7 separate regions of the Mus musculus genome follow, and regions 1, 2, 3, 4, 6 and 7 are each linked to region 5. The links are chromatin loops, found by intact Hi-C in ENCODE. Cell type or tissue: left cerebral cortex. All regions are shown on one strand. Region 1 has its middle 140 kb from the start of Nebl. Region 2 has its middle 170 kb from the start of 4930515L03Rik. Region 3 overlaps Nebl (nebulette). Region 4 overlaps Plxdc2 (plexin domain containing 2). Region 5 overlaps Plxdc2 (plexin domain containing 2). Region 6 has its middle 110 kb from the start of 4930515L03Rik. Region 7 overlaps Plxdc2 (plexin domain containing 2).

What was found. A loop is a pair of places that touch in the nucleus more often than their neighbours do. Peaks named below come from ENCODE experiments on the same cell type or tissue, not always from the same donor. Only the 100,000 strongest peaks of a DNase experiment are listed, where the experiment ranks them.
Region 1: a loop joins it to region 5, with 5 times the contacts of the local background. A loop is called at or near these places in 13 of 42 quality-filtered maps.
Region 2: a loop joins it to region 5, with 5 times the contacts of the local background. A loop is called at or near these places in 10 of 42 quality-filtered maps.
Region 3: a loop joins it to region 5, with 10 times the contacts of the local background. A loop is called at or near these places in 14 of 42 quality-filtered maps.
Region 4: a loop joins it to region 5, with 2.8 times the contacts of the local background. A loop is called at or near these places in 9 of 42 quality-filtered maps.
Region 6: a loop joins it to region 5, with 2.7 times the contacts of the local background. A loop is called at or near these places in 13 of 42 quality-filtered maps.
Region 7: it touches region 5 in a loop (3-fold over the local background); 2 of 42 quality-filtered maps call a loop at or near these places.

Annotation. Positions count from the first base shown.
Region 1 is chr2:17,324,319-17,328,318 of GRCm38, forward strand. No RefSeq gene overlaps it. Among named protein-coding and RNA genes, the nearest start is that of Nebl, 140 kb to the right of the region's middle. In left cerebral cortex, a CTCF peak has its summit at 2,478 (motif pointing left); no DNase peak of the experiment used is centred here.
Region 2 is chr2:17,186,105-17,190,104 of GRCm38, forward strand. No RefSeq gene overlaps it. Among named protein-coding and RNA genes, the nearest start is that of 4930515L03Rik, 170 kb to the left of the region's middle. In left cerebral cortex, a CTCF peak has its summit at 1,913; no DNase peak of the experiment used is centred here.
Region 3 is chr2:17,413,599-17,417,598 of GRCm38, forward strand. Nebl (nebulette) reads right to left here. Exons shown (of 26, transcript NM_001362722.1): 10 at 85-189. Among named protein-coding and RNA genes, the nearest start is that of Nebl, 47 kb to the right of the region's middle. In left cerebral cortex, CTCF peaks have their summits at 918 (motif pointing right) and 1,973 (motif pointing left); DNase peaks (open chromatin) are centred at 538 and 1,980.
Region 4 is chr2:16,735,991-16,739,990 of GRCm38, forward strand. All of the region lies in intron 13 of Plxdc2 (plexin domain containing 2), which reads left to right. Among named protein-coding and RNA genes, the nearest start is that of 4930515L03Rik, 280 kb to the right of the region's middle. In left cerebral cortex, no CTCF peak of the experiment used is centred here; a DNase peak (open chromatin) is centred at 2,422; H3K27ac peaks cover 222 bases.
Region 5 is chr2:16,357,939-16,361,938 of GRCm38, forward strand. The region is part of intron 1 of Plxdc2 (plexin domain containing 2); the gene reads left to right. Among named protein-coding and RNA genes, the nearest start is that of Plxdc2, 3.6 kb to the left of the region's middle. In left cerebral cortex, a CTCF peak has its summit at 1,599 (motif pointing right); DNase peaks (open chromatin) are centred at 218, 1,217 and 1,614; H3K4me3 peaks cover 2,165 bases; H3K27ac peaks cover 1,282 bases.
Region 6 is chr2:16,903,063-16,907,062 of GRCm38, forward strand. No RefSeq gene overlaps it. Among named protein-coding and RNA genes, the nearest start is that of 4930515L03Rik, 110 kb to the right of the region's middle. In left cerebral cortex, no CTCF peak of the experiment used is centred here; no DNase peak of the experiment used is centred here.
Region 7 is chr2:16,542,813-16,546,812 of GRCm38, forward strand. The region is part of intron 2 of Plxdc2 (plexin domain containing 2); the gene reads left to right. Among named protein-coding and RNA genes, the nearest start is that of Plxdc2, 190 kb to the left of the region's middle. In left cerebral cortex, no CTCF peak of the experiment used is centred here; DNase peaks (open chromatin) are centred at 2,214 and 2,562.

The sequences.
Region 1 (4,000 bases), 970 kb after region 5:
TGGCTGGCTGTCCCCGGCCCACAAAGGGTGCTGCCTCAGCGCCTCTGTGCTTCCGCCTGTTCCAGAAGCTGTCAGGTTCTCTGGCGCACCCTCTCACCTGTTCAGACTAATTTCCTAAGTTCGGCGGGTCCCGGACCAAGATGGAGACCGCTGCTGCTGTGGCTTAGGTCGCCTCCCCCTGGCTTAGGTCGCCTCCCCCTATATTTTCTTTATTTACATTTCAAATGTTATCCCCTTTCCTAATTTCCTCTCTGAAAATCCCCTCTCCCCTCCCACTGCTCACCAAACTACCCGGGTACTCCTGCTTCCTGGCCCTTACGTTCTTCTATACTGGGGCATAGAATCTTCACAAAACCAAGGGCTTCTCCTCCCATTGATGACTGACTAGGCCATCCTCTGCTACATATGCAGCTAGAGACATGAGTCCCACCATGTGTTCTCTTTGGTTGGTGGTTTAGTCCCAGGGAGCTCTGGGGATACTGATTGGTTTATATTGTTGTTCCTCCTAGGGGGCTGCAAACCCCTTCATCTCCCTGGGTACTTTCTCTAGCTCCTTCATTGGATACCCAGTGTTCTGTCCAATAAATGACTGTGAGCATCCACTTCTGTATTTGCCAGGCACTGGCAGAGCCTCTCAGGAGACAGCTATATCAGGCTCCTATCAGCAAAATCTTGTTGGCATCTGCCATAGTGTCTGGGTTTGGTAGTTGTTTACTGGATGGGTCCCCAGGTGGGACAGTCTCTGGATAGTCATTCCTTCAGTCTCTGCTCTGAACTTTGTCTCTGTAACTCCTTCCATAGTTATTTTGTTTCCCCTTCTAAGAAGGATCAAAGTATCTACCCTTTGTTGTTCCTTCTTCTTGAGTTTCATGTGTTTTACAAATTGTATCTTGGAAATTCTGAGCTTCAGAGCTAATATACACTTATCAGTGAGTGAATATCATGTGTGTTCTTTTGTGATTGTGTTACTCACTCAAGATGATATCCTCCAGATTCATCCATTTGTCTGAGAATCTCATAAATTCATTGTTTTTAATAGCCGAGTAGTACTCCATTGTATAAATGTACCACATTTTCTGTATCCATTCCTCTGTTGAGGGGCATCTGGGTTCTTTCCAGCTTCTGGCTATTATAAATAAAGCTGCTATGAACATAGTGGAGCATGTGTCCTTATTACAAGTTGGAGCATCTTCTGAGTATATACCCAAGAGTGGTATTGCTGGATCTTCTGGTAGTACTATGTGCAATTTTCTGAGGAACCACCAAACTGATTTCCAGAGTGGTTGTATCACAGTCAGCTCTTGAATTCCGAGGCCACCCCCTTGCTTTCAGCATTGGTTCCACCGTCCTGTCACATTGTGAAGTCTCCCACACTGGCCTGCAGAGCCTATTCCCAGCTCTGTTGGCATCAGTAGGAACTTGTCAAATCAACATGCCAAACTCTGCTTGAACAAATGCTCCCATGGCCAAAGGAGCTTCTATCTAGAAACATAATGGGCCCTCTGGTCTAGGTACGTACTTAGACCAAACCTATTCCATGTCACTCCTTGTGGTGAATTAAGACTTGGCAGGGAACCTTGTATGCATGTTTGCACCCATCATAAACCAAGACATATCACATTGAGGTAATAAATATTTATGGAAATTAAGTAAATAGTTGATAACATATGCTTTGGGAGAGACTCCCCATTTCTATAAAACTTATACATCTTTCCCAAGCCAATACCATTCTTGCTAAAGCATGGTGATACATCACAGCTCCATTTCTGGCATGTGTTGAAGCAAAATTCTTCTTCCCCAGATCCACCATACTGTTCAGCCACTTAAGCTGGGCATATTCGGACCTGGGCCATGTTAGGCATCCTTTGTTTAGGTTTCATTACCTTAGCACGTAGAACCTGCATGAATAGGATCATTTCATAGAAACCATGCAAGAGACCTCAGATACAATGCCAGATTTGTGCCAGTTGTTGGTATCAAATGATTGCCATCAATGGTATAATAAACTAAAATAATTCTAAGGTAAATGATACTGCACAGCAGGTAAATACATTTTGTCTAATCCTATAGGATTGCTGAGTTCTGCACAGAATACTCATTTCATTATAATATTTATGCTGCCCCAAGAGTACCAGACTATCCCGCACTTTAAGAATACCTCCTTTCAAGCCCCAACTCCACTTCCAGGTAAGTCAAATGACTTCCAAGCCATTGATAGAAGGTTCAGTGCAAATGCAGGCTCTATTGCAAGGCTAATCAGTAGGATATTCATTTCTTTATTGCCTGTCAACTATTTGTCAGTGAGGATTTGAGGGGTATAAAGCAGAATTAACTGGGTTCTAATTAAATAATTTTATTATGTCTATATATAAAAAATTTCTTTGTAATCAGAATTTATCATTCTAATTATGCACAATTTCAGTTTGCTCCTAATATACTGTATCAAACAACACTCAGGAATAGAACACAGCTGCCCTCTTGTGTTCATATAATTAAATCTATTCATGTTTAACTATCAGTGATCCTATTAGCTATGCATTTTTAAAAGTAGACATGTACCACTAATCTTTCCCTTTTGAAATTAATGGTACCTAAATGGTAATTTACAAAGAACAATATATAAAAATCTACCAGATCTCCCTATCAGTTTAAACTGAACACGTTAACATAAATTACACTCTATGATGTAATCTACTCTAAATGTTCACCAGCCTTAACATGCTTTCATACTATCTCATTATACTTAGCTGAAAATTAATATTTAATCTGTCTTTAATGAGTGTGTCTTTTTAATAACCTTCCCTACTGACCAATTAATAATTCCGTAAAGGATGAAAGAGAAGCAAGTCTCTTTCTTAACACAAGTACCCTTCATGGAGGACCACTTGTGGTATATTATTCTGGATTCTTGAAATAGAACCAATAGAATATGTGTAATTACAAACATGAATTCATGGATACAGAGTTGTAGACTAGATAAGCCCACAATGCCTATCCATATTATAAACAGTCAGAAATTTCAATAGATGATTAGTTCATGAAACTGGAAATCTCAAAATAAGAGAGAGAAAAGATGCAAACCCAGGCCAAGGCTAAATGCTTAGAACCCTACTAAACAGTTTCAAGTATGTGTCCAGTTTGAAATTCTGAAGAACAGGTTTCATCTGCCCTGGGGAGCTAAGGCTGTTGCACAGCTTTCCACACACAAATACCACCAGGAGAGAGCTGGTCTCCCAGGAGTGTTCTCACTCCTAAGCTCAGAGGTAAGATCACCACTTTCACTCCAATAACTGTCCAAAGTGGGATCAGACAGGAGTTCACAGGGCACAGTAACAGTGGAGCATCTGGGGACAGGATCCTTCCAGTCTGCATCTGGACCCCAGAGCTAAGGCTGTCCCACAGCTATCCACATCCATACCCCATCCAGGAGAGCTAGTCTCCCCAAGAGTGCTGACACACCTAATCACAGACTTGCAAACCCACAGAAGGGACAAGCTCCAGTCAGAGGCAGCAAGACCAGTCAACAACAGAAATAACCAGATGGCTAGAGACAAGGGCAAGAACATAAGCAACAGAAAACAAGGCTACTTGACATCATCAGAACCCAGTTCTTCCACTACAGCAAGTCCAGGATACCTCAACACACTGGAAAAGAAAGATTCAGATTTAAAATCCCATCTCATGATGATGATAGAGGAATTTAAGAAAGTCATAAATAATTCCCCTAAAGAAATACAAGAGAACACAGGTAAACAGATAGAAGCCCTTAAAGAGGGAACAAAAATAAAAAATCACTTAAAGAGTCAAAGGAAAACACAACCAAACAGGTGAAGGAATTGAACAAAACCATCCAGGATCTAAAAATGGAAATAGAAACAAAAAAAAAAAAAAGGAAATCACAAAGGAAAACAAACCTGGAGATAAAAAAAAACCTAGGAAAGAGATCAGGTGTCAGAGATGCAAGCATCACCAACAGAATACAAAAGATAGAAGAGAGAAT
Region 2 (4,000 bases), 830 kb after region 5:
TGAGAACAAAAAAATGAATCTCCCGGCCCCCATCTGACATGCAAGAACATACAAATGTGTCAGTCTGTAATGGAGGCAGGTCCTTTCCCTGCACTAAATCTACTGGAATCTACTTGATCTTTGAATTTTTCTACCTTTAGGAACTGTGAGAAATAAATATTTACAGTCACAAGCTCACAGTCTATGTTTGGGGATTTGTTTGTTTGATGCATGCCAACCTGAATGGACGAAAGCTCCATGAAATGCTGGAAAGTACAGTTTGGAAAGCACCAGCCTGTAATCGATCAATAAAACAAAGACAAAACTGATCTTCTCAGAAGAAAGAAGTAAAGGGTATTAGAGAGGGGAAAGGAAGAATGAGGGGAGTGAGAAGAAGAAAATGGAGGGACTGAGGAGCATTCTTAACAGATCAGAACAGGGAGATACGGATAGGTAGCACTGTCTAGTGACAAAACGATAGAAGGCATCTAATGAAAGGCTCAGGCTCTGCTTAAAGTCTCCAGGGACAGGAACATACGTAATTACCTCCACCACTACAAAGCTTCATGACAACTGTGCTGCACTGGCAATTTCATACCTGCCTCATTTCAGACAGATATAATGGAATTTATTATATTTCTGGGATTTTGAATGAGGGGCTGTTCCTATGGAAAAAAAAAAGAGTGAGAGCATGCAAAACATGCCATGAAAGCACAAAGATCATTAAATAGAAAGCTCAGAGCCACCAGAGACCATGTAATGACACCCTTCTCATACCAGTTGCCTTTGTGGGGAGAACCTCTCAGAGAAATTTTAAGAAGATTGTAAGGCTTGTAACATAGAGGTGAGTCTCTGTTTTTAATCTCAAAAGCTAGGGTTGGCTGAATTGAATCCAACAATTTGGGGTGACAACTTACAATGTGTTTCAGAGACCAGCTAAGTGAGTGAATAGGTTACTAAGTTGGGGGAGAGAGTTTCAAAGAAGCCGCTGTCTGTTGAACTTGCTATTACAGTAAGAGCATCCCATACTGGAGACTTCTGCTTTCATAGTCCTTGAATACTTCAGAATCTGATCATGCTTTGACATTAATAAGATAAACTCTGTGTAACTGTCTTTGAGCTCAAACAAATAAATCAACTTTCTTTTTACTTGTGTTAAAATGTGAACTTTCTTTGGTAGAAGTTTGGCTTTCATACTTGGTTTCTAAATCAGAGCAGAAAGAATCTCTTGGAGTTAGCATTTATTCTTGTCTCCTTGAGCCCCAGTGCCCCTTTAACACATACAGTATCTCCTTCCTAAATTGCTCTAGACCAGAGTGAACTAGGAACCCCTAGGCTTTGTTCCAGCAGCTGGTGCCATCTGAAAGGATTCTGATTGTTAGTGAATTCACTATCCAGGGAAACTGGAATTTTCCCAGGTCACCAGCTTGCCCTTTGTTCCTTGGATACCATTGAACATAGACCCCATGTTCATAGTTTCCTTTCCAAATAAAGCTCATTTATCCAAACCTTCTACAATCATAAAACTACCCTGTCTACCTGATTTCAATTACAATAAAAAATGCTGAGACACTCAACTTTTAAACTTTTAAACAGAAGTGGTTCACTTTGGAAGTTCCAGTCCATTACTAATGCTTCAGGCTTAGGCCAGTCACGGTGAGATAGGTGTGATAGGCCAGTGGCATATCACAATAGGAACATGGGTAGAGAAAAAACAACAAAAAAGAACCCCTGACTTCATGGCCAGGGATTGAAAGAGAAAATGAGATCAGAGTCCAATAGTCCCATTCTAGAGCATACTCCAGTGACTTACATACATCCCATAGGATCCCCATCTAAAAGGCTAAGCCACCTTCCCATAGCTCCAAGCCAGGAAACAATCCTTAACACATAGACCTTTGGATTACATGGAAGAGCCAAGCTACAGCACCATCTATTGGAAAATCCAGACCTCTGCACTCACACACCAATCCTCCCACGGAAATAGTCATCTCCCAAAATTATCACTCTCTGGTTGCCATTGCATAAGCTCACTTTACCTCACTGCAGGTGCTCCATGAAGATGCACACCTCTTTGATGTATATTCCATGCTGTAAAAAGCAGCAGTCTGTTTGTAATTGATAGCAGCAATATGCTATCATGAAGTAATGCTTTGAAAGAAACACCCTCTGTTTGGTCAACACAGGATTAAAGCACATGGCAGCCTCTCTGCAATGTGACTTATACTCGCTTATAAGGATTTCTAACACTGTTCATTCCATGCCTTGCAGTTTTAAATTCAAGTACATGCTAAATAATTTTAGTTCAGGACGTTTCACATCTTTAATGTACTCAAAGACTAATGAAGGTGCCTTGGAGTAGACTTAAGCAATGAGAATTGGTAAATATCTTACAAGCATGTGTTCAACTCACAGCCTTGGATCTGAGTGGTCCATACAGGGTAGATGCTGTGTAACCAATCATCTGTCTGCATCTCACTTCTTCCAGTAATTGGCCAAGACAGGATTCTGTACATAAAAGCTGCTCATCAGTACTTAAAGGAGACAGTTCATAATTTTAATTTTTTTCTGTGTTCATTGGTGAATTTCTCTCTGTCTTTCTCTCTGTCTTTGTCACTCTGTCTCTCTGTCTCTTTGTCTGTGTGTGTGTGTATGTGTGTGTGTGTGTGTCTGTGTGTCTGTGTGTCTGTGTGTCTGCGTGTCTGCGTGTCTCTGTCTGTGTGTGTATGTGAATGTACCTGTAGGCATGGATGTGAATGTATGTGTACAGACATATGGAACCCAGAAGACAGCCTTAGGAGCTATGCCTCAGTCACCACTGCCTTGTTGTTTGAGGCAAAATCTCTCATTCCCATAAATCTCACCAAGTATACTAGAGTGGCTGGTGAATGAGCCTCAGGAAGCCTTCTCAACATTGGCATTACATGCAGATGTCACCATGCTGTTCATTTTACTTGGGGTCTAGGGAATCAAACTCAGATCCTTATGCTGGCATGGTAGGCACTTTACTGATTGAGCTATAGTCCAGCTCTTAATTTGATAAGGAAAGGGGAAATCACTGGTGTTTTAAATTTTCTTCTTTAATCACAGGAGAAATTTAAATGGAATTCATCATAGTAAAACATGATTTTTCCCAAAACTTCCTTCCGAAATTAAAGAGGCACATTACTGTCAATCTCACTTCAGTTATCTTCCAAAAACAGCATCATAGTTCTCAAATACACTTCTGTGGGAGCCCCTGCTGCTTCAGTATGATGAGTCTGTGCACCAGACTCATTTGAGCGGCAGCAATAGAAACGCAAAGCATCATTCAACAGTCAACAGGCAGCATCTTTCCTGCTAATGCTCACTGCTGTTCATCTGTCAAAGTCACTTTCCTGAAGCGTGTGCTATTCAATTTGTCATAGGAAAATTAGTCTCAGTGGTTTGGGAACTATCTCTGAATTTTAAGAGCAGGTGACAGAATTTTATATCAGTTCAAGTGTCATTGGGGGATTCAACACAAAATTAAAGGCATCATGGATTAAAGATTAGTATTTTTCCCCACACTTATGTTTCTCTAAATAAATTTTGCAGCTCATCAGAACATGACCTGAAATGGACAGAGATCTAGAGATTGTAGCCTAGGTAAGAGTCAGAGCCTCATATGGCTTTCCTTCCCTACCTACTAAGGTGTCTGCCACAGGTTTCTTCATCTCTCCCAGAAAAGACAGGAAGAGCATGCATAAAAGAAAATGAGTGTCCCTTCCTCTATTCAAATAAAATATAGTAAGATGCAGGTTAAAATTTCTCTACAGAGAGAGTTTTCATAATTTTGAGTGTCATAGCTGGCTGCTTTTCAAGTTCCCACAAGGTTCTATCCACCTTGATGAAGTCACTGTAGCCCTAAGTGTGGTCTCAGGCGTTAGGTTAAGAGACTTGATTTTATTGAGTACATTGAAGTAGCTCCATCATCCCTCAGAGGCAAACTTGCCCTAATCAACTTCACAGAAATTGAAAGCCTGTTTATTACTGTATAATG
Region 3 (4,000 bases), 1.1 Mb after region 5:
AACGTTAATGTTCTTGGGCTCCATTCTTCGAAGAACACAGCACTGAGCAGTGGGTATGGGATGAGCAGAGCTCAGAAAGCGCACCTGACTCTGGAGGGTGGCGTTTCCTTTATGGTGCAGGTGTTCAGGGGCCTCCGCATCAAAGTGATACAATCCTTTGTTTTCTTCAAAATCCCTTTTATATTCCCACTTTAAAAAAAAACATGAAAACAAGTTAGAAATAAAAGATTGATGACTAAAATCAAGATTTAGGAATTTAACTGGGGTGTGGTGGCTCTCATCCCAGCACACGGGAGACTAAGACAGGGTGACTGTGAGTTCCAGGTAACCCTGGGCCACAGATTGAGCCAGTTTCCCAGCAACTCTTAGTAAAGAACACAACAATCAAGCCAGTGGAAAGGAGCCACGATGCTGTTAAAGAGCCAGTCTCTGTAACAGCTGGTGTGGAGGAGGTTCTGCAGCTAAGAAAAATGGACAAAGCCAGACGGTCTCACTGTAGGTGGCCATAGGAAGAGCCCAAGAAACATTCACTGATTAATTATAAATGTGGCATGGGGCACAGTCAATTAGATGGGATCCCACAGATTGTGAGTGGGCAAGATGAGGTGACATATAGACACTGCTTCTTATCACAGGACAGAATGCTGTTTAAGACTGTGCAGAAGAAATAGAAACAAAAAGAAGAGAGCGAGGGAACTAGACTCCAGGAAGGTGGCTATAGAGAGAAGCTGGACCATGAGTAAGAATGGAAGTGATGAAGACAGAGAGAAGCTGAAAGATAATTGAGCAAGTCTCTAAATTCCAAGGAAAGGATGGTGGGAGGCACTGAGAAAAGGACCTAAAGAAAATGGGTACAATTCATTGGATTTTTTTTCTTTAAGATTTATTTTATGTATGAGTGCTCTAGCTGCAAGTACACCTGCAGGCCAGAAGATGGCATCAGATCATTTTACAAATGTTTGTGAGCCACCATGCGGTTGCTGAGAATTGAACTCAGGACCTCTGGAAGAGCAGCCAGTGATCTTAGCCATTGGAGCCACCTCTCCAGCTCCAATTTATTGGATTTATAAGTTGAAGCTGTTGGCATAGGCCCTCTGGTATTATGACATACGTGAGAAGGTAAATTTGGAAGAGACCAGAAAAAGTATTGATGGCATTGTACTTTAGACCAGCAGCAGAAGAACAAGACTTCTAGCACTAGAGACCAGATATTTCGAATTAGTCCTACTTGAAAAGACTTCAGCAAGCAAATGAGATCCAAGGCTGCGGGGACCTACAAAGGTAAAGATCAACTGCCCATGAGTTACAGGAAAAAATAGCTTTGTACAGAGTGAAGGGGAATGCATGCAGCTTTGGAAGAAGTGCAGTAAAGAGACTCCTGTGATCCAAGGAGATGCTCTGTGGACAGAAGCAGGAAAAGGAACACTGAACATCAGGAACAGAAAGAGAGAGAAGGTGTCTGTGACCGGCCACAGAGCTGTTGCTTCACAGGGGCAAAGTTCCAGAGAGAGCCTGACTTCAAGTGCTCCCTGTCACTTGGGGAGCAAGGATGTATGTCACTGACTTCTAACCAGAATGAAGTGGCTTTAGAAAAGCACCACAGGAAAGTCTTAATAAAGTTCATATATTACATCTTGGGTTACTCTATGAATCTTAAGTTAAAACTAAATAAAATCTAACTTAACAAAAGGCAAAGTTTAAACCTGAAATAAGATATCAAAAAATGTTTATGCTTTGTTTAGATTTTTTTATAATATCTACTTATTAAACAACTATAATTTGAATGCATTAAGGCAGAACATATTCTAATATGGTATCAAAGTCCATAACTAATGAAGTCGAGGGAATTATACTCAGAATAATGGATATATACTAAAAATACGGGCTAAAACCAAATCCTTTGAACGCCAATCTGCAAATGAAATTTCTAATGCAGGGGCTTGTCTTCTGTATTGAATAGTCTCTGTTGCCTCCTAGTGGAGATTATGTAGAATAACATAGCATAAATTTTTAAGTTTATATAAAGTTATAAGGAAATTGAAAGCTCCATTTCCACAGCAAAGTGTTTCTTCAGACATTGAATTTGTGATTTTAAATTTCCCATCCTGCTCTAGACATGACACGTTAAAATGCAAAAATTTTGATAAGACCAATACATCTAGAGATGTGTAATAAAATAGCCATTTACAGCAAACCAGCACTGAACTTTGGCAAATACCTACAACAAATTTCTTTTTCAACGTTTTTTTAAAAATCCAGTAACCAATAGACATCAAGAAAACTTCTATTCATTTTATACAAATATTTAAAAGGTTATCTAACTCATAAAAAATTTAAGACATATATAATATCATACAATTTTAATATGTAAATGATTCAGAGAACATCAAACTCTCTGGCCCTTTGAGTGATGTAATTATTTCTATGATACAGCCTGAGGCAGACGGGAGATCAAACTCAGTGACTAATGAATAAAATGTTGGAGAGATGACAGTGTGTACACTAAAATTTGATTCACTTTTCTCTACCGCAAAACCAACATCAACATTTTGAAAAGAAATGTTGCAGGTGAGAGGTAAACACTCTTGCTCATTTACACATGAATCCTCATGTTCCTAGGAGAATCAGCCTGAGTGTGGGTAGGGGACAGCCCAGCAAGCACCACCGCAGGACAAAAGCCAGACATTGGAGAATGAAGAAAGCAGACGGTGCAGAAGATGGAGAGATGAGTGTGTGTGTCACAGAGAAAAGCTTGAAACCAGAACAGAAATGCAAGGGTGGTTGAGATGTGGGTGCCAGTGGATGCTAAACGTGGTGAAGGCAGGACAATGTAATCCAAGGGCCCTGACACCAAAGGCTAATTCCAAGCTGTCAACATGGCTCAAACACCAGAAACTATAATATACTGCTTTTGACCCAAATACCAATACTTTTTAAATAAATTAAAAATTAATCTCTGTAAGTGTGAACCAATTATGTGCAGTGTGCACCTTGGGATGGCGATGTGCAAAAGAGAGTGGACATACAAATAACAAATCGTGTTTTGCCAATGCTAAGAACTGAAGCTCCCTTAAGACGAAGGTTTGGGGATCTAGCCTTGGAGTGGCGCTATACTGAGCACAGTGGGCTTTGCTACTTAAAAGACTGCCTTCACTTTTCCCATACCTTATAGAATGAGTATTTCTTCATCTGATCCAGATCTATTCTGTGAGTTAAAATGCTTTCAAGTGAATGGGTGGTTATTGTTAGAATTGGCATGGAAATAACTTTAGGTCAAATCAGAGTCAATCATTAACATGTGGCATCTGGCTATGTACAAAGTGGAGCCAGTAGTGTCCAGGAGTTACCAGTTGCAAGAGCTGGTGAAGTCAGCATCCAAATGTACCAAGGGTGGAAACGGTACCACAGCAGGCTAGAGTTCTGAGGGACTGACCATATGGAGAGTAAACACAAATATTACCAACAGGACATGAAGTCCTCCTTCTGAGTTGACAGATAATGTAGAACGGATCAAGATTAAATTCATAGTGGCCAAGATTTCTTGTCAGAGAAAATAGTTTAAACTGTGACTATATTTTATGTGGTTATATATACTATATATAAACAAGAATGCTTGCTGCTGAAGACATAACATATATGACATGCTAGCATGGCTCTCATAAAAGAAGATCCCTGACTGCAAGACATGAACATCAAATGATGTCATTCGGATACAAATGAAGAAATGGGAAGAAGGGAAACAGAACAGATTCTTGCTTGTGACAATACCAACAAGTGTGACAATACCAACAAGTGTGCAATACCAACAAGTGTGCTCCTGAGATGCAAGGAATTGCAAGAATCCACTTTGGGTGTCACTTTCTTCAGAGGAATATAGCTCTGCCCATGCTCCAGCAAATAGCCCCCAACCCTCGTCCTTGCAGGCAGCCTTCAGTAAACTCAGTGTGTCAAACACACACAAAGACATGAAAGTAGGAGGGGCATCTACTGGCAAGAAGAA
Region 4 (4,000 bases), 380 kb after region 5:
TATAGGCACAGACATTCCTCATCATATGATATTTACAGGGCCTGGCTTTTAAACATCTTATTTGTAGGAAGGAAATAAAGCAAGCCAAGAGGAGCAGATCCATGGGTTACATGTTTTTCTTAAAATACAGGAGCCCCAGCATCCTCTCCCTTCCTTCTATTTAGTCTCTTTCTCACTAACTTATCTCTTAAAATCCTCCATTATCCTCTGAAGATTTGAGACCAAGTATTTTCTTTGAGTTTTATGCTAGATAGCTTATATTTTTAGTGTCTGTCTGGCTATATTGTTGTTTTCCAAAAGATATCTGATTTTGGTCAAAATCTGATATGTCTATATATGCTTTAAAATCCATTTTAAAATATAGTTTGTTATCTTCAAACAAACTGGCAGAGACAAATGTTAACATAAAAATGCATTTTACATTTTCAAAAATTTGTTATAAAACTGGTACCTCTTTGCCTAGATTAGCATAACCAACATTCCTTATTAAATTTTATGATTTCTGAATGTTTGTAGGCATAAATTCTGTGGTTTATTAAAGATTATAATAAACATGAGTAATAAAATCAAAATTGACAAGAAAACAAATAAAAATAATTATAAGCTCAAGGAAATAAAGCATTATTATATAATGAAAATCATACAAAATAAACATTTCCCATTAAAAACAAAATTCCAGTATTTGGAGCTGGATTGGTGTCTCAGTGGTTAAGATGGCTTGATAACTTTTCTAGGAGACTTGAATTTAGTTTCTAACACCTACATTAAGCAGCTCATAACTAGCAGCTCCAGATGTGACAATTTTTCTAGTGCACACACACACACACACACACACACACACACACACACACTGAGTTTAGAATATCTCATTGATAATTTAAATAATCACAAATTATTAAATGGCATTTTACTGAACTCAAGCACTAAGGAGTCTGAGGCTAGATTATATCTTTAAGAGCAGCCTAGGCTGAAGAACAAAGCCCCACTCTCTAAATGGTTTTCTCTTATTTTTACTTTTGACTGTTTCCACTACATAAATTTAAGTGATCTCTATAGCTTGGTGTACATGTCTATTGGAAAACATTAGTTTATTAAAATAAAATTGTGGGGAGGGAAGATTGAGGAAAATATTGGTTCTCTCTATACATATCACAAGTTAGAGAAAAGCTGTAGGTTTTTTTTCCAAATGGGGAGGAAGAAATTAGAAACCTAAAGACACAGAAATTTAACAAGCAACTGATATATTGGCCATTTGCTAGTACATTTATTTATTATTCGTTGAGTTTCTGCTGTGTGCCAGCCCTACCAGAGTAAACAAGAGCTTCCCACCACATGGAGCCAATGGGCCAGTGAGTGACAAGGTAATACTTTATTTAAATTAGATACAGGTTCTACATTGAATAATTGGTTTTAAGTATAACTCAGTTTAGAACTTGAGGTAAGCATAATTGCCATTATCATAAGACTTTTCATGGAACTTTTGGCATGGGTTGATGAAATAAACCCTGAGTACAATAGGTAAAGAAAACCCATTGCTGACCTAAGCAGTTAACTTCTCTTAAAGGGAGAAACAAACGACTCCACCATTCTTACATTGTGCACTCTGGCTTGATTTAGAAATTGTAAAATAATTTCACAATAAAACTTAAATACAAAGTTGAACCATTTATCTTGCATTTTGAAAATCTTTTCATTTTTGGAGACCCAACATATGTGCCTTACGTGGAAGTTCCAAGGATTTTTGATGATCAGAATCATAGAATGTTAAAGGAAATAGAAACCCCGGAATGCATGCAAATAGAAGATTTTGTGACTTCCCCCAACGAAAGCACACTATTCCCCAAGTGGTCATATCAAGTGCATTTCATGCAGAGCTCTATTTAATAAACCTACAGGGATGGTGCCTTTTACTCTGTAGTAAATATATTTATGGGGATACAGAAAATAACAGCATAGTTATCAATGTTAACATCACAGAGGGTGATTCTTATTTCTTATAACAGTATATTCATTAGTATTCTGATTATATCATTAAGATACTGTCAAACCCAATTAAACATAAAGGATCAGAAGCCTCAGTGCCTAAAATGTCTATGAGAAGTGTGATTCTGACTCAACTACAGAGTTCAATCCTGTGGAGAAAAAAAGACTAGATAGTACAGCCTTTCACTCAGACTGAGTGACAGCCAGATGCAAAGCTGTCACTGCAGTCCAGGACTCCTCAGGCTGGCAGGCAGTTTCCACCCTACAAAAGTCCTTGGAGCCACTGAACACTCTGTTGGTTACCTATCCCCCAAAATATTTGTGACTAACAAGAACTCATGGAGAATATGAAGTGAACACAGGCAGCCGTGTCCCTCAACTTTTCCTGGCAGTCTGCAGAGCCACGAGGAGGGAAGCCAGAGCCACGGGGCCCAGCTGCTGCTGCGTGGGAGGAAGGCACGTTCCCAAGCTCTCGGTCTTGCTCACTCTGCAGCTGCTGTGAGGCTTTGGGAAGACATGAGCATTAGCAAACCCATATAGTAAGCAGAGAAAAGCATTCCAGAGGACCACAAATCTTTCTTTATCTTGAAGTGGCACATTTCTTACAACTGAATTTTTCCTTTAAGGTACGTCTTAGTTCAATCGTTAAGAAAAGTCAAGAGGGGAAATGAGACACTGAAATAAATTACTTCTTGTTTCTATTCTTAGAGGAGGTAAAAGATGATATTCGGTTCTCACGAGCTCCAGAAAGTGGGGCAAGACATCAAAGCTAGTTGAAATGCTATTACACTCTTGTTAAAGAGTAACACTATTAGGGGGCAGTTTACAGAGCTTTAACAAAACATAAGCGGGGGTTGGGGGGACTGGAGTTAAGAGCAGAGGTCCTAAGTTCAATTCCCAGCAACCATATAGTGGCTCGTAATCATCTGTAATGGGATCTGATTCCCTCTCCTGGTGTGTCTGAAGACAGCTTCAGTGAACTCACATACATTAAGTAAATAATTAAAAAAAACAAATAAACAACAAAAACAGAAGCAGAGTCGACAGCAAAATGTTATTTCAAAAAGAGGGCCAGCAAGATGGCTCCGTGGGTAAAGGGGCTTGCTACTGAACCCAAAAACCTGAGGTCTATTACAGGACCTCACACGTAGGACAGACTTAATCCCCTAAATTGCCCTCTGACCTCACACACACACACACACACACACACACATACACACACACACACACTTCTGATGTCTATGGTTCTAATAGGCTAGAATTTGTCATGTGCATCACTAGATAATTTGGTATATCATGTAGACTTCATAGTGATTACTTTTTAAATACAGTCATCAAAATAAGATTCAATTAATAGCCATCATCTTTCATTTACTTTGCTGGTTGGTATGTGTTCACTTAAATTCCCAAAACTAAAACAATGTTTCTAATTCAATGAAATAATTACTTCATTTCACTGGTAAGAATTATTAAAAATACTGAATAAAATATCTTGTATTTCATTGAGCTTTCTACTAAATTCCTTCTTAATTACTATATCCTAACTGATTACTTTAATGATCAGTTAGCCACACCACTTTTCCCATCAACTGTCTCTGCTCTCTTAAAAAAAGAAAGAAAAAAAAGGATCCCCTGAGTATATGTACCTAGAAAACGTGATTGCTGTAGTCAAACAATGCATCATGCATATCACTTTGCTAATTATTTTTGCGTGTGATTAGTGCAATTACCATTAAACCTTAAATAGATAAAAATGTGTGCTAGCGTGTTAATTTCATTCAGCATTACACAAATTTTAAAATGTCAAAATATTGCTATCATTTCAAAAGATCTATTTTTGTTCTACTCTGGCAGGGAGACATGGCATAAAATTTTTAAATAGTGTAAGCTCATAGGCTTGATAGCCTAAATTTTTTAAATCAGGCTGTTCACTAGTTGTGTGATTAAGACACAGACTAAAAAAAACCACAAGTACTTTAGGGTACAGAGTGCCTGTCCCTTTACCATCCCTGTAGTC
Region 5 (4,000 bases):
GCCTCCAGATACTTGCAATTGGCCGCACCCTGTGCCCTGGTGATCTGTCTGGTTAGGTGTGTGGTAGTGAAGTGTCCTCCTACTGAGCAGGGACTGGCTAATCCAGCTTTCTCCCAAGACCACTCATTCCACTGTGACCCCACAGATTGCTCCCCATCTCTGCCCTTCAGCAAAGAAATGAACAGGCAGGTCAGTGAAACACTGGGGCAGGAATCTGTGAACTCTTGTAGACTCCCAGCAGGAGTGAGAGCAAAGAGCACTTGAAGAGAAAAAGAAAGGAAAACTTCCTGGTTAGGACAATCACTTTGGTTCTGTTTTGCTCTGTACACCTCTTTGTTTAATTCAAGAAAGACTGGTAAATGGTTCTTCAGAAAGTATGCATGTATACCCAGCTGTCAGCCTTCAAGGAGTCACAGAAAGAAGTCCGGGAGGTACACCTGGGGACTCCAGGTGAGAATAAGAGTTTACAAAAACCTTGAATAAAATGTTACCATCTTGAGACAAATAGGATAATCCAAGTCATGCGTGTACCTGAGTTGCAAATTTTAAGAGAGGAAAAAAATTACTTTCTTGGTGCTCCTATTTAAGGCTGGCTCCTATTTAAGTGTGTGTGTGTGTGTGTGTGTGTGTGTGTGTGTGTGTGTGTGTGTGTGTGCTGGGGACCAGCACATGAAGACCACAGGATAAAAGCTGAGATTAAAATTCTTGGATTTTTTTTGTCACCTCTGGTCATCCTCATCAATGAACATAAGTTCTTGGCTATTTATAATTTATATTAGCACACCATATTTCTGTTTATTTTCTTGGCACATTGCATTGGCTGAAAAAAATAACAGTTTTACTTTCTTCAGAAAGCAACACTTTAAAAGATGCAGTAGTCATCTCCATAAGCTTATTTGGAGTAAATGAATATGCAAAGCAATTTTGCAAAAAAGGAGGGGACATTCATCCTGAGTTGTTTGTTTAAAAACTTCTTTGGTACTGGAAGCAAATAATATATTTACAGCAAAACTACATAAAAGAGAGACTAGGAATTTTCATTTAACTACTGAGTATATAATATACTGGCACCCATGTTAAGTTTGCTATTCTAAGGCAAACCTGAGGATGAAATTCATTGCACACAGAGCAGACCAGCTGGTGGAAAGCTTTGGCTTTGGGGAGTATGGCATGCCTTTGTTGATAACATAAATACACCAGCATTTTAAACTAATTCACTATTTCTGGTGGACCTCTTAGAAACATTGTGCTCACAGGATTGGGGACGGGGAATTAACTATAAATCAAACAACACTCCGCATGAAGTTTTATGAAATTATCTCGGAATTCGGGGATTTTAACCTACTGAATATATAACACAGAAAGGTAACACAGAAGAAAAAAAAAAAAAAGAAAACACTCTATTTTCCACTGTAAGATGACTTATCTGAAAATTAAATATCCTGAAACTACTTCAGAAGGTGAAAGGTAGCATGCGACAATCAGGGTTTTATTTTTTTACCACGGGCATTTTGGCAAAGGGCAAACATCTGATTTCATAACAGATTTGTTTGTTGTGCTTTTTACTTTTCTAATGCTGTGGTTGGTTTTATTGCCACCAGAGGGCAGAGAAACCACTAATTTCCTCTGTTCCTGTTTCTAATGTTTTTGTGTTCTAGGGACATGTAGTTCATATTTAATCTGTCATTTTCTTGTTGTTTTCACTGTGTTTTTCTCTGCTTGGATATTTTTTGTGCTTCCTTTCCAGTGAAGTGGGCCAGCTTAGTTAGCAATATTCCTGTTGATTTCCTGTGGCTGAAGTTTCTGTTAGCATCAGTATCTATAACAAAAATTTATAACATAGAGATAATCCACATGAGTGTTTCCTGTAAAGCAAGTGTGGGTCAGATTATTGCATCTGCGGGTTAATTGTTCTTCTCTAGCAATGACTCACAACTTTCCATAAGATACTTAACATAAAATTGAGAAAGATTTTTGTAGCTTGAGTTTGCGTAAGTTATATTGCTACAGAAACATGGTCTAGAGTAGGATTTTCGTCCTTGGATGCCTGCATAGAGGCTTATAACTATTATTACATAATAAACATCATCGTTTAAGCTATTGTAATTGTATCATACATACATAAGTTGTCCATACATAAGGAATGGATGTTACTATTCCTCATCCTTGAGAATATGCTTGAATGTAATTGGAAATGCAAGGTGTTGCAAGTTTCTTCTCTGTAAGAATCAAACAGACCCCTGTAGAGATGTAGACAACATGCACCCTTTTTTGTTTCTAAATGTTACCTCCAATTGCAGAAGCACTATTTTTAAAGATGAATGAATTGGCCCACAGCTGTGATCTTGAGATTTTCCACTTGTTTTGAAGACCATGAGCTTAGGGCATGAGCCAATGCTCCACCCCATCACCTTCTGTATTCTTGAATTCTCACCAAATATTCCCTGAGTGAGGGCCACATGTTCCTACTGTCTTGTCATCCTCTTGTTCTTTTTGTCACTAGTCCTATCTCTACCTAAACTTATACTCTGACTTACTGCTTCCTTTGAAGAACTTTAAGGACTTTGTATGTCTGTTGGTTATGGTGTTTTCTCTTGTTTGTACTGATCCATCTCTATCATAATTCTATTAGACCAGCACACTGGTCCCTGCAATCAGGGTCCCTTGTCATCTTTATGAATCTGCTGCAGCATGTACCATACAGGCATATAATAAATACTTGCAAGACTAAATGGAATAACATTATCGCTGTAGTTCAGGATGGATTTTTGACCTCAGTATGCTCCTGGGAGACTTTTAAGTAATTCTTAACATAAATTGCTTTTAATCAATAAGGTGGAAATGGATATTAAAAATTATCTTCATAGAATAATAATTTAAAAGCAGAGTGTATGCTCTAGGTAGGTCTAGCAAAGTGCCCCAATGCTCTGGCAGATGTCTACTTGCCTTAAGCCTTCTATTTTTATTGTATTTTTTATTTGGCTTGTTTGTCCATGGAGTAAGCCTTTGAAGCCTCAGGTGTCCTGGAACTCACTTTGTAGACCAGGCTGGCCTCAATGTCAGAGATCCTTCTGTCTCTGCCTCCCCAGGGAAAGAAGTTCAACCATTACCTGGTATGATAATTTACACACATACACACACACACACACACACAGAGAGAGAGAGAGAAGCTCTCTTCAGACAAACCAGAAGAGGGTATCAGATCCCATTACAGATGGTGGTGAGCCACCCACCATGTGGTTTCTGGGAATTGAACTCAGAACCTCTGAAAAAGCACTCAGTGCTCTTAACCACTGAGCCATCTCTCCAGCCCCTAATAATTATTAATGATGCTTATTTGAACTTTATTTAATTATATCTTCCTGATCAGAGATTGTCAACCTGTGGGTTGTGACCCCTTTTGGGGGTCAAATGACCCTTTCACAGAGGTAAGACCTAAGTAGTGAATAGGCAGAATTTAGAAGCAAAATCAAATGGCAGAATTCCTAAAAATAATTATGTACATTTAACATGAATTAGCTCGCACTAATAATTAGTAACACAGATATTTTATATTTCTGTTCACAACAATGACAAATTTACAGTTATGATGTTGCAAAACAAAAAAATTTATGATTGCGGGTCACTACAACACAACAACACAACAACACAACTGTAATATGGGATCAAAGCATTAGGAAGGTTGAAACCACTGGTCTTGACCTATGATTTATTAGTTCTTGCTTATTTGTGGTGTTCAGGGGTGGGGTGACCAAACCCAGGGACTCAGACATTCTAGGCAAGTGTTCTTCCCATTCAGCTACATCCTCAGCCCAACTTATTACCTTTCAAATATGGGACTCCTAAAAGAGTTCAAAGTCCAGTTTATGTTCAGCGGTCAACTGATAAGTAGGCTTTCTCTCCTGTACTTTGCGTATGAGCTTGTTACCTTCAGCATGTTTTTGTTGTGGCTGGGTCCAGCCAAACTGCAGATTGAAATTTGGTTCCCAAGTAAACAGCA
Region 6 (4,000 bases), 550 kb after region 5:
AAATGAAACATCTCTTGCTTCTTGGGTATATTTACTTAGAAAGTCTTTTTCTAACCTTTTACTCTGAGATAATGTCTAATCTTGATATTGAGGCGTGTTTCTTGGATGTTGCATTCTGTTAGTCTGTGTCTTTTTATTAGGGAATCAAGACCATTGATATTGAGAGATACCAATGACCAGTGATTGTTGATTTCTCTTATTTTGCTGCTCCTAGTGTTGATGGGCCATGGGAGTGTGTGTGTGCTTCCATCTTTTGGTTGCTGGTATGAGGTTATTTATTTCCCAACCTTATGTTGGAATTCTCCTTACAGTACCTTCTGTAGGGCTAGATTTGTAGAAGACATTGTTTAAATTTGAAGTTATTAAAGAATATTTTGTTTTCTTCATCTATAGTAATTATAAGTTCTCCTGGATTATGGTAGTGTGGGCTGGCATCTGTGGTCTCTTAGAGTCTACAGCACATCTGTCTAGGCTTTTCTGGATTTTAGAGTCTCCACTGAGAAGTCAGATGTAATTCTAATAGGTATGCCTTTGTATGTTACTTGGTCTTTTTTCTTTGTAGTTTCTAATACTCTCTCTTTGTTCTCTGTACTTGGTGTTCTGATTATTATGTGCTGAGAAAACGTTCTTTGTTGGTCCAATATATTTGGTGTACTGTGTGCTTCTTGTATCTTTATAGGCACATATTTCTTTGGATTAAGAAATTTTTCTTCTATGATTTTGTTAAAAATATTTTCCATACTTTTGAGCTGGGGTTTTGTCCTTCTGTTCTTGTTATTCTTGTTTGATCTTTTCATAGTGTCCCCAATTTTCTGGAAGTTTTGAGTCAGGAAATTTTTAGATTTGACATATTCTTTGAACAATGTACTCATCTCTTCTATAGTATCTTCAATGCCTGAGATTCTTTTCCCTGCTTTCTGTTGGTGAAGCTTGAATCTGTACTTCCTGCTTGAATTTTTAATTTCCAGAATTTTTTGTCCTTCCTCTTCTCTTCTCTTCTCTTCTCTTCTCTTCTCTTCTCTTCTCTTCTCTTCTCTTCTCTTCTCTTCTCTTCTCTTCTCTTCTCTTCTCTTCTCTTCTCTTCTCTTCTCTTCTCTTCTCTTCTCTTCTCTTCTCTTCTCCTGTCCTCCTCTCCTCTATCCTCTCCTCTCCTCTCCTCTCCTCTCCTCTCCTCTCCTCTCCTCTCCTCTCCTCTCCTCTCCTCTCCTCTCCTCTCCTCTTCTTCTTCCTCTTCCTCTTCCTCTTCCTCTTCTTCTTCTTCTTCCTCTTTCCCCTCCCCTCCCCTCCCCTCCCCTTCTTCTTCCTCTTCCTCTTCCTCTTCCTCTTCCTCTTCCTCTTCCTCTTCCTCTTCTTCCTCTTCCTCCTCCCCTCCCCTCCCCTCCCCTTCCCTCCCCTCCCCTCCCCTCCCCTCCTCTCCTCTCCTCTCCTCTCCTCCCTCCCCTCCCCCCTCCCCTCCCCTCCCCTCCCCTCTTCTTTCTTTCTTTCTTTCTTTCTTTCTTTCTTTCTTTCTTTCTTTCTTTCTTTTCTTTGTTTTGAGTTTTGGTTTTGTTGTTGTTGTTTTGTTTCTTCGTTTTTGGTCTTTCAAGACAGGGTTTCTTGGTGTTATCCTGGCAATCCTGGAACTTGATCTCTATAAACCAGACTGGTCTCTAACTCACAGAGTTCCTGACTGCCTCTACCTTCCCCTGTGCAGTGATTAAAGACATGAACCACAACCACTTGACATATTTCTTATATTTTCATTTTCAGGTCTTGAACAATTTTTTTTCCTTAAACTATTTGGTTTTTTCCTAGGCTTTCTTAGGGGATTTATTCACTTTTTCTAATTGTTTATTTTAGTTTTCCTGGCTTTTATTTCTTCTTTAAGGACATCAATAATCTTTATATAGGTAGTTTTGAGGGTGTGTGTGTGTGTGTGTGTGTGTGTGTGTGTGTGTGTTTCAGCTATGTTGGAATATTCATGGCCTGCTGTGTGATAACTGGGCTCTAGTGAAGACATATTTTCATGCTATTACTGCTTTTATGTTTGTTTGTTTGTATGTTTTGTTTAGGCTGGTGTCTAGCATCTGCTTTTATAGTAGTTATAGATCTAGGTGATGATTTCTGGGATGTTAAAACAAAATCTGTGGGATCCACAAGAGGCTTAAACAAAGGGGAAGAGAGAGTGCAGCTGGAACAAACCTGAGACTTGGTGTCTGCTATGGAAATAGAGAGAGAAAAGAAGACCTGAAGGCAATCTTCTTGGTGTTCTGGTAGACATTGCCTGTGGCTGAGCAGGGCTTGCCCTGAAGGAGCTGGGGGTTGGGACACAGGCACAGCTATGAGAAAGAAGACCAGTAGGGCCCTGTCTATGGGATCCACAGTAGACAAGAAGAAGGAGAAAGGAAAGCTGCATCTGTTTTTCCTTTGCAGCACTAGGGAGGAGTCTGAAGGATTGGGGCTGCTGGAGCAACAGAGAGCAAGACAATGCTTTTGAAATTGCCATTCCTTTAAAAGTGTGTGACTTAAACTGTTTGCACCTCCCACACCAAACAAGGACATCACTATCTTGAGTATCCATGCTCTTTTGACTCAGTCTTTTCTCAACAGAATTAGCTTTTGAGTTCTGTTAGACACTTAGAAAATCAAAACAGCAATAGGCAAAAGTTTAAAATCTATGTATTCAAATACATTTTCCTGTCTAAGCCTTCCTGCTGGAACAGTTCAGACCATTTAAAACATTATTCTCAAAATTTGTTATTTTGATATGACACTTATTTTCTCCATGTGAGCAATGCTTTCTTGAATCTTGTTCGACATAGCTCCTTTCCAACCAATCACTGTCACTCCATCCTCACCTCACTCCCTAAATACAGCCTTATTGTCCTATATACACACATCCTTCTTCATTGGCTATTTGGTAAAAGCTCAAGTTGTTTTAGCAAAATTCCACCTCAGGTTCTATGTTCTAACAAATGTTTGAGAATTTGAAAAAAATTAATTGTACTTTCTTCTTTGTTTATTTTTAGAATCCAGTCATCGTTTTTCCTTTCTTATGTAACCAAGTCATCTTTAATAGTATGCTGGAAATGGTTTTCTTCCCAGTTAGTATTCTGTACCAAGAGCATGCACTGCTTTCAACATGCAGTAGCCTTTTTCTTTATCCCCACTGCCTTTGGGCAGATGATATGCTTGGCATTCAGAGGAATGAAGAACTGCATAGTGAGTGTGAAGGACTGAGCTTCCCTAGAGTTTAAATGCAGCTTCATTAAAATGCTCAAGCTTTTCTGCAAAGAACAAGAGTACTCCGCGAGAAGTTTAGAAATCTTTTAATTATCTTGCTACCTCTAATAAGGAATAATTCGGATAGCCATTTATAGATTTTTTTAAAAAATTTTTTTCTAACACTTTCAAAGTGAAAGTCTAAATTAAGAACTCAGAGTACATAAAGTGGATCAGGTTTCTCCCTCTTGATGGTGGAAAAGGTGATGTAACTCAGTCTCAAATAAATCCATATTTCACCCCATAGGAAAACTAAATATTAAGGGACATTAGAGAAGCTGCGATCTAATGGGTACTCCTGTGCCAGTTAGATTTTGTTCTTTAACTGGGCAAAGATATATTTTCTAGGCATAAAACAAAATCCTTTTCTATACAGTGCTTTATTTCATATCTGTAATATGTTAATTAAATATTTGCAAACAATATTTTGTATGTACATATTGACATATCAAAGCTAAGACAGTATACTGATTATTTAATGGCCCTAAACTATTAAGTTGTTAATCTTCACTTGAACTCAAGTTTCCAGACTCCAAGTTCCATCAGCATTTACCTATTATTTCCATATCCCACCTGTACTGGCTGGTTTTGTGTGCCAACATGACACAAGCTAGAGAGGAAGGAGCTTCTGTTTGGGAAATTTCTCCATGAGACCCAGATGTAAGGCATTTTCTCAATAAATAACCAATAGGGGAGAGTTCAGCCCATGGTGAGTGGTGCCATATCTGGTCTGGTGGTA
Region 7 (4,000 bases), 180 kb after region 5:
CAATGGACAAGCCAGGACACTTGACTGTCCTAGGGACTTCCTTCTTTCATCTACGGCCTCCCTCCTAAAATTGCCACAAACTTCCCAGATAGTGGTATCAACTGGAGAGCAAGCATTCAAGACATAAGCCTCTGAGGGGTATTTCACATTCAATACATAATAATTTGAATATTATTGCTATACATTCATAATGCAAAGAAATTATATACCCGCTGTCTTAGTCAGGGTTTCTATTCCTGCACAAACATCATGACCAAGAAGCAAGTTGGGGAGGAAAGGGTTTATTCGGCTTACACTTCCATACTGCTGTTCATCACCAAGGAAGTCAGGACTGGAACTCAAGCAGGTCAGGAAGCAGGAGCTGATGCAGAAGCCATGGAGTGATGGTCTTTACTGGCTTGCTTCACCTGGCTTGCTCAGCCTGCTTTCTTATAGAACCCAAGACTACCAGCCCAGAGATGGTCCCACCCACAAGGGGCCTTTCCCCCTTGATCACTAATTGAGAAAATGCCTTACAGTTGTATCTCATGGAGGCATTTCCTCAACTGAAGCTCCTTTCTCTATGATAACTCCAGCTATGTCAAGTTGACACAAAACTAGCCAGTACACCCGCTTAGAATTGTCATAATTGCATGTGACCTTTTGTGACATATTTTTGACATAGAGTCAGTGCTTAACTTTAGATGTTTGTCATAGCTTCTGCACTTCTATACAGAGCCAGGGCAGCACATAGCTAACTGCTCACTGGAATCCACTGATAGACAATTCAGTAACTCCATGACTGATACTATATGTTCAAGTATAGTAGGCACTCTATGTTCAACAATTTCTCATTGATGTCATATTTTCTCTGTATCTCTGTGAATTAGAAAGATGTTCCCTTTTACTTAAAAAATATAATGGGTAGGGGAGACATTGAGTCGTGAGTTTGTTTTGAGATTTCATAGATTGTTGTTTGAAGATTTAATGAAGGTGTTAGATTATGCAATGTTTTCTTACTACAGCATATTATCTGATTTGTCTGTTTTGGATACTGATTTTAGAATTTCTCTTGATCCAAGTGTGTGGACTCACTCCCATAATGCTAGCACTTGGGAGATGGCCATGAGTTTAAGGCTTACCTGAGATATTTAGTAGGTTCTAGCAAACCAGTGTCAAGGGAATGAAAAGGGAAAAGACTATCAACAGGAAATTTCAAGTAGACACAATTTTGTTGCAAAATGTCTGAGAACCTATTCTGAGGAAGGTGGGAATCTAACAGAGGAGAAGAGGAACGTAAGGGGTGAGACTGTGGAAGGGAGCGTCCAGAAGGGGAAGGGAGAAAAGCCATGCTTTTTTTGTTTATTAACCCAATCTCATCCATGTTCCACTCTGATGACATTGCTTAACTTTAACTACCCCAGTAAACACCCTCTAGAAAACTTCAAGGATGTTGGGAGCTGAGTCTTTAATATATAGATTTTGAGGGACAGTCTACAAGGTTTATACTACAGCATCTATCCCAGACATATTGCCTGTCTGTGTTTTCTATTTTGTGTTGTGTATTTCTGGAGGCTGGGTGGGCAGAGTACAAATACAGTCACATTTTTCTCACAAGTTCATCTTCCAGCCCTCACTCTCACTTTGCTCTTTCTTCAGTTTTGTTTTCGTGCCCTTTACTTTCTTAGTGTAGCACATTCATTTAGATCACACAGAATTAATGTTCTTTCTCTTTTTGTCTGGAATGTCTGATTTACACACTTGATATTTCAAATATCTTTCTGTTTAAATAAATAATTATGCCTTGCCAAAGCATTTTTACAAGAATGAAATGAACCTCCACATCTGTAAAGAACATTAAAAACCCATTTATTATAGACTAATCTTTATGTGGTAGTCATAAGTTTATGACTATGCTTGAGAATCTTGAGTATGTTTAATATATTCAGATGTATGAAATTACTAGCACATGGATGGCTATACAATAAGTTCTCAGTTTTTTGTAGTTCTCAATGAAATGAACGTGAAGTTCAAATGCTATGGTTTGGTCTAAGCATCTGCACTATAGTTATTTGTCTCAACAGCCCTGGCAGAAGAAGTTGCTGAGGATAGATGGTATAGACTGGTTCTTGCAGGATGCCTGCCTATAGCTATGATGACTTGCCCTCTGAGGTTTTTGGAAGATGTCCTATGTTTTCCTACAGCTGTACATTTGCAGAAATTTTTGACAAACTGAGTTTATAGCATTTAGAGTCACCCACTGAGCCATCTACTTTCAGTAACAGTTGGTTTCCTAAATGAATTGGCAAGAAGGCATATCACACTAGCACATTGTTTTATTGTCTCTTGTGTTAGAAATAGTTTTATTTAGAAGAGAAAATGAAACCCTTTGTGCCCAGAGTGACCTTTAGTAATTCTTTAAGTATCATTATGCCTAAGGAAATGACAAAATGTAGTTTGAATAATTTACTGGTGCTAAAATGTCAAATTTTTGAAACATCTATTTTATAGCTTTCCTGAATGTCTGAAACAAACACCTCCCTGGGATTTAACAACTTGTGTGCCTACATGCTTAGATAAACAATAAATTGCTTTCATCTTTGAACAAAAGTTGCCATGACAACTTGGCATGCTTAGCTATATAAGTCAGTAGCAAGTCTTTAGTTTAACTTCAGTGCTTTCCAGACTTGCTTGATATCGTTTTTAAGATAGTCCGACTTCGCTGAAAATTGAAGGAATGGTTTTTACAAAGTCACAGCAATTTTATATATATATACACACACACATATATATATATATATGTATACACACACACACACACATATATATATGTATATGTGTGTGTGTATCCCAAAGTTGTGCATAATTTGCAGATAATTTCCTCTCCTGTTACAATGCTATTTATCACAATATGTACAAATTATTTGTTTTAATAATTAACGAAATTAGGTATTAGCTATCTTTATAGCAAACTCTACTCTTAATTGGTGAAACCTTTAGCACTAATAATTCTGTGCTATTTCCATCACATGGTTGAATCAGATACACAATTTGCCTAAGGATTGTATTGAGGACTTTAATGTTACTGAGTTCTTTAAAAAAAAAAATAACTTGTAACACTAACACTTATCAGATGTTTTCCCCAAAGCCACCTTTTTCTAATACTTATTATAACTAAATAAATTATTACTCTTTGATGTTTCAACCTGATGATGCTTTTTGGCACGTTATGCATTGCCATTTCTCCCTTCTCTCTGTGTTACCTGCATTTTCAGCAGGTTGATCATGGTGCCAAAATGGCAGCAATATCAAATCTCACATGTAAATCTCCCAGCAAGCATAATAAACTTATGTCCTCTGAACCCCTAAGTGCCTTTTCAATGGTCCACCTTGGAAATTACGTTCACATGCCCACAACACTTTGTGACAGGTAGAAAGAGCAACATAAGCAATGACTGGTTCTTGCTCTAATGAAGAAGTCTAGGTAGGAGGGTGGCATGAGGGAGCTGGGACAGACACTGGAACATGACACAATGCTTTGCTCCTCATGAGTCTTCCTATTAAGCTGTGTTTGGAAGACTAGGGAACTCACAAGGATACCCAGACTCTCAACTATAGAGCATATCATTTCCACATCCTTTGGGTCTCCTCTTTTCTTTTTGCTTTGCAGACATTTCTCCAATGTGGACAAACAGAGGAATCTGCCCAGAACCCCAAATGTAATTAGAACTTTATTAAATAAGTTTATTAAACTATAAACTTTATTAAAGTAAAAACTCAACCTGTGATTAACATTCATTGTCCTCAGAATTTCCATGTTGAACTTTAATATTTCTTTTAGGGATAATGCAAAATCTCTTTGAATACTGCTTAGATATAAACATTATGCTTTCCATAATCAGTTTCTGTCCACATCTACCTGGTGAGCTGTGAAGACTACATTAGATTCAACTTTGGAACAAATGGCTTGATTCTCCAATTTTATTACCATAACACTTTGATAATAAATGTGTTACATAAA